Linked DNA regions of Homo sapiens: region 2 is linked to region 1. Evidence: chromatin loops called from intact Hi-C (ENCODE). Cell type or tissue: lower leg skin. All regions are shown on one strand. Links, peaks and the distances in the headings refer to the core of each region. The heading gives the core; the rest is flanking DNA. Region 1 overlaps ZSCAN2 (zinc finger and SCAN domain containing 2). Region 2 overlaps SEC11A (SEC11 homolog A, signal peptidase complex subunit).

What was found. Hi-C counts contacts between places; a loop is a spot of excess contacts. Peaks named below come from ENCODE experiments on the same cell type or tissue, not always from the same donor. Only the 100,000 strongest peaks of a DNase experiment are listed, where the experiment ranks them.
Region 2: it touches region 1 in a loop (13-fold over the local background); 1 of 110 quality-filtered maps calls a loop at or near these places.

What each region holds. Positions count from the first base shown.
Region 1 is chr15:84,618,049-84,622,965 of GRCh38, forward strand. It overlaps ZSCAN2 (zinc finger and SCAN domain containing 2), which reads left to right. Exons shown (of 3, transcript NM_181877.4): 3 at 2,554-4,917. The coding sequence ends at 3,992. Among named protein-coding and RNA genes, the nearest start is that of ZSCAN2, 19 kb to the left of the region's middle. In lower leg skin, for the core only: no CTCF peak of the experiment used is centred there; no DNase peak of the experiment used is centred there.
Region 2 is chr15:84,684,070-84,686,569 of GRCh38, forward strand. The region is part of intron 3 of SEC11A (SEC11 homolog A, signal peptidase complex subunit); the gene reads right to left. Among named protein-coding and RNA genes, the nearest start is that of NMB, 27 kb to the left of the region's middle. RefSeq lists an enhancer at 2,419-2,500. In lower leg skin, for the core only: no CTCF peak of the experiment used is centred there; a DNase peak (open chromatin) is centred at 1,446.

The sequences.
Region 1 (4,917 bases), core at 1,872-4,371:
AGAGTTTATATTAACTTACAGAAAATTAATTGAGCATCTAACCTTAAATAAAGTTTTTTAGCTTTAATAATAGAAATGTCACTAGGAGTTCGAGCGCGATAGCTCACACCTGTAATCCCAGCACTATAAGAGGCCCAGGCGGGCGGATCACCTGAGGTCAGGAGTTTGAGACCAGCCTGGCCAACATAGTGAAACCCCATCTCTACTAAAAATACAAAAATTAGCTGGGCGTGGTGGTGTGCGCCTGTAGTCCCAGCTACTCTGGAGGCTGAGGCAGGAGAATCTCTTGAACTCGGGAGGCTGAGGTTGCAGTGAGCCTAGATCTCGCCACTGCAGTCCAGGCTGGGTGACCAAGTGAGACTCTGTCTTAAAAAATAGAAAAAAGTGCAGCTTTTTTTAGGATTGAGGTCAAGAGGGAAATTTCCTCCTCAGGCTCATCAAGAGGACATTGTGTGGTATAAACAATGTCATCAACAACTTCCTGGCAGCATTAATGTTCCCAACAGCCATTAATTTTTTTTTTTTTTTTCGAGACAGAGTCTTGGCTCTGTTGCCCAGGCCGGAGTGCAGTGGCGTGATCTTGGCTCACCAAAGCGTCCACCTCCTGGGTTCTAGTGATTCTCCTGCCTCAGCCTCCCAAGTAGCTGGGATTACAGGTGCCTACCACCATGCCCAGCTAATTTTTTTGTATTTTTATTAGAGACGGGGTTTCACCATGTTGGTCAGGCTGGTCTCAAACTCCTGATCTCAGATAATCTACCCACCTTGGCCTCCCAAAGTGCTAGGATTACAGGCGTGAGCCACCATGCCCGGTGTCAGTCATTAATTTCTAATGACACTTCTTAGAGTGTCAGCCAGGGCTATGAAGCCAACACACTATTCAGTAAACACAGTTCTGCCGGGGGTCAGAACAGTGTGATCCAGGCTCAGCTCTCTGCTGCTTTGGCCTCATCCTCGGGTAGATTTTACAGTCCCTCATCTAAGGAAGGGGCTATGTTCTTCTAGCAGTCCTCCCTAATGATTTCTTTTACTCAAATATTTGGGCACTGGAAGGTTTAACAAGTTCCTGGAAGACATATTACCAATTAAAGATCTATTCATGGCTGGGCGCGGTGGCTCACGCCTGTAATCCCAGCACTTTGGGAGGCCGAGGCGGGCGGATCACAAGGTCAGGAGATCGAGACCATCCTGGCTAACATGGTGAAACCCCGTCTCTCTAAAAATACAAAAAATTAGCCGGGTGTGGTGGTGGGCGCCTGTAGTCCCAGCTACTCGGGAGGCTGAGGCAAGAGAATGGCGTGAACTGGGGAGGCGGAGCTTGCAGTGAGCCGAGATCGCGCCATTGCACTCCAGCCTGGGCCACACAGCGAGACTCCGTCTCAAAAAAAAAAAAAAAATCTATTCATAAGCTCCCACTGCAGACAAATTTGAGGGCTCTTTTAACAATCCAGTTAACTTGCTTCTAGTCATTGGTATACACACCTAGGGTCCTTATTGCACGGGCTCTGTCATCTTTCCTGTGTCTAAATACAAAGTAATGCGGTCATAAACACCAGATACATGTCAATACAAGAAATTATTATATAAGCTCCTTTTGAAAGGAGACTGAGCTTTAGGGAAATGTCTATGGTACCAATAAAAAAACTCATTCATGCACTCATTACATTGAATCAAGCACCAGGCATTATGGTGAGTGTGGGGGTAATTGGGTAGGTACCCTGTTTATGTCCTTTAAAATTCCCACCTGACCTCATTTTCAGATGAAGACACAGGTAGTGGGGACATGGAACCCAAATCTTTAAGGCTTTGAAATTCTGGGTGATTGCCACAAAGATTATGAGGCCTGACAACCAGTCAGAATGAAATAAGCCTGGGTTGGTTTTTTTTTTTTTTTTTTTCCATCAGCTTTTAGGTTCAGGGGTACATGTGCAGGATGTGCAGGTTTGCTACAAAGGTAAATGCGTGCCATGGTGGTTTACTGCACAGGTCATCCCACCACCTAGGTATTAAGCCCAGCATCCATTAGCTATTCTTCCTGATGCTCTCCCTCCCCCTCCCCCACAGGCCCCAGGGTGTGTTATTTCCCTCCATGTGCTCATGTGTTCTCTTCATTCAGCTCCTGCTTATAAGAGAAAAGATGCAGTGTTTGGTTTTCTGTTCCTATGTTAGTTTGCTGAGGATAATGGCTTCCAATTCCATTCATGTCCCTGCAAAAGATATGATCTCATTCTTTTTTTTGGCTGCATAGTATACCATGGTGTATATGTACTACATTTTCTTCATCCAATCTATCATTGATGGGCATTTGGGTTGATTCTATGTCTTTGCTATTGTGAATAGTGCAGCATTGAACATGTGTGTGCATGTATCTTTATAATAGAATGATTTATATTCCTTTGGGTATATTAAACCTGATTATTAAAGGCTTTGAGGATTTTCTAGCCTCTTTGTGTTCACTGGAAGTTTAATTTTTATAAATTTCCCCCTTCGTTTTCTTTTGTCATCATGACAGGGAGTTGAGTAGACATTGTATGTTTTTCTTCATTGTTTCAGATTTTGAGATACAGAGTGAAAATGGGGAGAACTGTAATCAAGACATGTTTGAGAATGAATCACGTAAGATATTCTCGGAAATGCCTGAAGGTGAAAGTGCTCAGCACTCCGATGGGGAAAGTGACTTTGAGAGAGATGCTGGCATCCAGAGGCTCCAGGGACACAGCCCAGGTGAGGACCACGGGGAGGTGGTTTCTCAGGACAGGGAAGTTGGCCAGCTCATAGGCCTGCAGGGCACCTACCTAGGGGAGAAGCCCTACGAATGTCCCCAGTGTGGGAAGACCTTCAGCCGGAAATCCCACCTCATCACACACGAGAGGACCCACACAGGAGAGAAATACTACAAATGTGATGAATGTGGAAAAAGCTTTAGTGATGGTTCAAATTTTAGTAGACACCAAACCACTCACACCGGGGAGAAGCCCTACAAATGCAGAGACTGTGGGAAGAGCTTTAGCCGGAGTGCCAACCTCATAACCCACCAGAGGATCCACACGGGGGAAAAGCCCTTCCAGTGTGCCGAGTGTGGCAAGAGCTTCAGCAGGAGTCCCAACCTCATTGCACATCAGCGCACCCACACAGGAGAGAAACCCTACTCGTGCCCCGAGTGTGGAAAGAGCTTTGGCAACCGATCCAGCCTTAACACGCATCAGGGGATCCACACTGGAGAAAAGCCCTACGAATGTAAAGAATGCGGCGAAAGCTTTAGTTACAACTCCAATCTAATCAGACACCAGAGAATCCACACAGGAGAGAAACCCTACAAATGTACCGACTGTGGGCAGAGGTTCAGCCAGAGTTCAGCCCTCATCACCCACCGGAGAACCCACACAGGAGAGAAACCCTACCAGTGCAGCGAGTGTGGGAAAAGCTTCAGCCGCAGCTCTAACCTGGCCACACACCGGAGAACCCACATGGTGGAGAAGCCCTATAAGTGTGGGGTGTGTGGGAAGAGCTTCAGCCAGAGCTCCAGTCTGATTGCACACCAGGGCATGCACACAGGGGAGAAACCCTACGAGTGCCTGACATGTGGGGAGAGCTTCAGCTGGAGCTCCAACCTCCTCAAGCACCAGAGGATCCACACGGGAGAGAAACCCTACAAATGCAGCGAGTGTGGGAAATGCTTCAGCCAGCGCTCCCAGCTCGTAGTGCACCAGCGGACCCACACGGGCGAGAAGCCCTACAAATGCCTCATGTGCGGCAAGAGCTTCAGCCGGGGCTCCATTCTGGTCATGCACCAGAGAGCCCATTTGGGAGACAAGCCCTACAGGTGCCCTGAGTGTGGGAAAGGCTTTAGCTGGAACTCAGTCCTCATTATACATCAGCGAATCCACACTGGGGAGAAGCCCTACAAATGCCCCGAGTGTGGCAAAGGCTTCAGCAACAGCTCTAACTTTATCACACATCAGAGAACTCACATGAAAGAGAAACTTTATTGAAGTGGCAAAGAGTGAAAGTGAGGGACTGGCCTGGAGTGGGAGTTGCCACACTGCCCCAACAGTGATTCCCTTTCAAAGAGCTGTGCTTCCTAAACATTCTGGGGGGTTTTGCCAGAGTCTTCCCCTTGCTCATCCTCATTTCCAGGACACTGTCATTTTAGTGGTCTGAGTCAAGTCCCGTATACATTCAAGAACAGGGCATAGGCGTGGAAGGTCTGGAAAGTTGGGTCTTTTTCCCTTACATTGGGTGACTTGATTGGCCCCCTCTCATGATTCCTCTGTGCCTCAGTTTCCTCTTTGGTAAAATGGGGGGAAATGTTTCTCCATGTGGAATGGAAGACAGCATGGCCCACAACGTGGGCCGAGTCCTCAGAGAAATACTGGAAATCATTGGTGTGGTTCTGGTTGTTTTGTTGTTTTGCTGCCACGTTGTTGGGCTAAGGTGCCTTCACCCCAAGCTGTTAGTGTTCCAGGGCACCCCAAGCTGTCAGTTAGAATCTGCTCTTCTGGCTTTGGTGTCTTGGGCTTTGATTTCAGGTCAAGATGGAGGGGCTTCTCCAGTTCTGAGTCACCCACGTGAAGGTAAAGACCCTTTCTATTTCCAGAAAGTGTCAGGAGCACAGAAACTTGAGGAAGTACAGCCTGGAGCCAGTGTCCCAGTGTCCTTTCCATTGGTAAGAGTTGGACAGGGCCTTCAGGAAAGGGGTAAACCGAGGACATTTCAGTGCTTGCTTTTGTCTCTGCCTACTGTCCTGTGGTAGATCAGCTACCAGGGGAACACATTTGTTCTCGTGGGGTTTTGTCCTGGAGAGTGTAGTGAAGTCCGAGAGCCCTAGCTGCCAACCCATGGTGGATGGTAACTTCTGTCTCATCAAGAGTAAAACAGTCCTGCACACAGCAGGGTGGGTTTGTGCCTTTGGCCCAA
Region 2 (2,500 bases), core at 1-2,500, 64 kb after region 1:
TACAGAATAATGTATCCATCTGCATGGGAAAAGCAAAGCTAAGGATTAAGTCACCCAATGGTAAAATTTCTCTTTCCAAATACTTAATCACATGCCAGTGTTCAGTATCATCCAATTATAATATCTCCTGATATGGTTTGGCTGTGGTCCCTACCCAAATCTCATCTTGAACTGTAGTTCCCATAATTACCACAGGTCATGGGAGGTACCCAGTGGGAGGTAATTGAGTCATGGGGGCAGGTCTTTCCCAAGCTGTTCTCATGATAGTGAATAAGTCTCATGAGATCCAATGGTTTTATAAATGGGAGATCCCCTGCACATGACCTCTTGCCTGCCGACATGTACAACATGGATTTGCTTCTTCTTTGCCTTCTGATTGTGAGGCCTCCCCAGCCATGTGGAACTGTGAGTCCATTAAACCTCTTTCCTTTATAAATTACCCAGTCTCAGGTATGTCTTTATTAGCAGCATGAGAACAGACTAATATACCTCCTATAGGATGAACCTACTAAATACATACATTTTGAATATTATTTGTCCCCATATTTAAGAACAATGTTAATACTATTAAACCAAATGGGGCTGGGTGCAGTGGGTCATGCCTGTAATCTCTGCACTTTGGGAGGCAGAGGTGGGTGAATCATTTGAGGTCCGGAGTTCAAGACCAGTCTGGCCAACATGGTGAAACCCTGCCTCTACTAAAAATACAAAAATTAGCTGGGCGTGGTGGCAGGCGCCTGTAGTCCCAGCTACTTGGGAGGCTGAGGCAGGAGAATTGCTTGAACCCAGAAGGCAGAGGTTGCAGTGAGCCAAACTCGCACCATGAACTCCAGCCTGGGCGAAAGAGCGAGACTCCGTCTCAAAAGAAAAAACAAAAAACAAAAAAAACCCAAATGGTAATCCTGACCAGATATTTCAGTCTCCCCAAAAGAAAAAAAGAAAATTGAAAATTTCTGAATATTAACAGGGTCTGTTATCTACACAGGCCTGCAAGTTGAAGGTATCTCAAGAGTCTGAAATAAATCACCAAAAACCCCAGATTACAAGTACCATATTTAAAATCATCAGAATTCTGTACAAAATTATTTTAAAAATTTAAGGATTTTCCAATTAATATATTCTCTGTCTATGAATCTGCCCAGAAGCAGTTTTAAACTTAAGTCTATGACTCATTCAATTTCTTTTTCTTTTCTTTTTTCTTTTTTTGAGATACAGTCTCACTCTGTTGCCCAGGATAGAATAAAGTGGCATGATCTCGGCTCACTGCAGCCTCAACCTCCTGGGCTCAAGTGATCCTCCTACCTCAGCCTCTTGAGCAGCTGGGACTACAAGTGCACACCACCGTGCCTGACTCATTTTTTTTTTTTTTTTTTATTTGTAGAGACAGGGTTTCACCATCTGGTCTAGACGCCCAGGCTGGTCTAGAGCTCCTGCGCTCAAGCACTCCACCCGCCTCAGCCTCCCAAAGGGCTGGGATTACAGGCATGAGTCACCACACCCAGCCAAACTCACTCAATTTCAAAGGATCACAAATTAAAATGGAGAAATTTTCCTCCAGCTTAAACAAGGCCTGAGCTTAATTTGATTCTCTCTGATATATTTAGGGGAAAGTTGGTTCAGCTTTGTTCACAACAGGCATTGCTGAGAATGAACAACACAAATCCACTTTCAGAATCTGGAAAACACTATCCATGCTGAATAAACCTCTGTAATTCCAAAATAAATTTCTTTTTTTTTTTTTTTTTTTTTTTGAGATGGAGTCTCACTCTGTCATTCAGGCTGGAATGCAGTGGCGTGATCTCAGCTCACTGCAACCTTAGCCTCCCAGGTTCAAGTGATTCTCCTGCCTTAGCCTCCTGAGTAGCTGGAGTTACAGGTGCCCACCACCACGCCTGGCTAATTTTTATACTTCTAGTAGAGATGGGTTTTGCCATGTTGGCAAGGCTGGTCTTGAACTCCTGAGCTCAGGTGATCTGCCCGCCTCAGCCTCCCAAAGTGCTGAGATTACAGGCATGAGCCACTGCTCCCGGCCCCAAACAATTTCTAAAAATTTAAGTTATTCCTTCCCAGTCAATAATATAATGTCACTTTAAATTATAGTATTTCCACATACATACTGATATCTGATTTTATTAAAAAAAAATAAGCAGTCATATCTTTATTTCACCAATGAAGAAAGAACTCTTCTAAACTAGAATGTTTATAGGAATTTCAAAAAGCAATGGTTGACAGTTTCCTCTTCTTTCAAGAACTGAAATCCACCAGGTGCAATGGCTCATGCCTGTAATCCCAGCACTTTGGGAGGCCAAGGCAGGCGGATCACTTGAGGCCAGGGGTTCGAGACTAGCCTAGCCAACAAGGTGAAACCCTGTCTCTACTAAAAATACAAAAATTAGCTGGGCATGGTGGCACATGCCTGTAATCCCAGCTACTCAGAAGGCTGAGGCATGAGAATCACTTGAGCCTGGGAGGTGGAGGTTGCAGTGAGCCGAGATAGCGC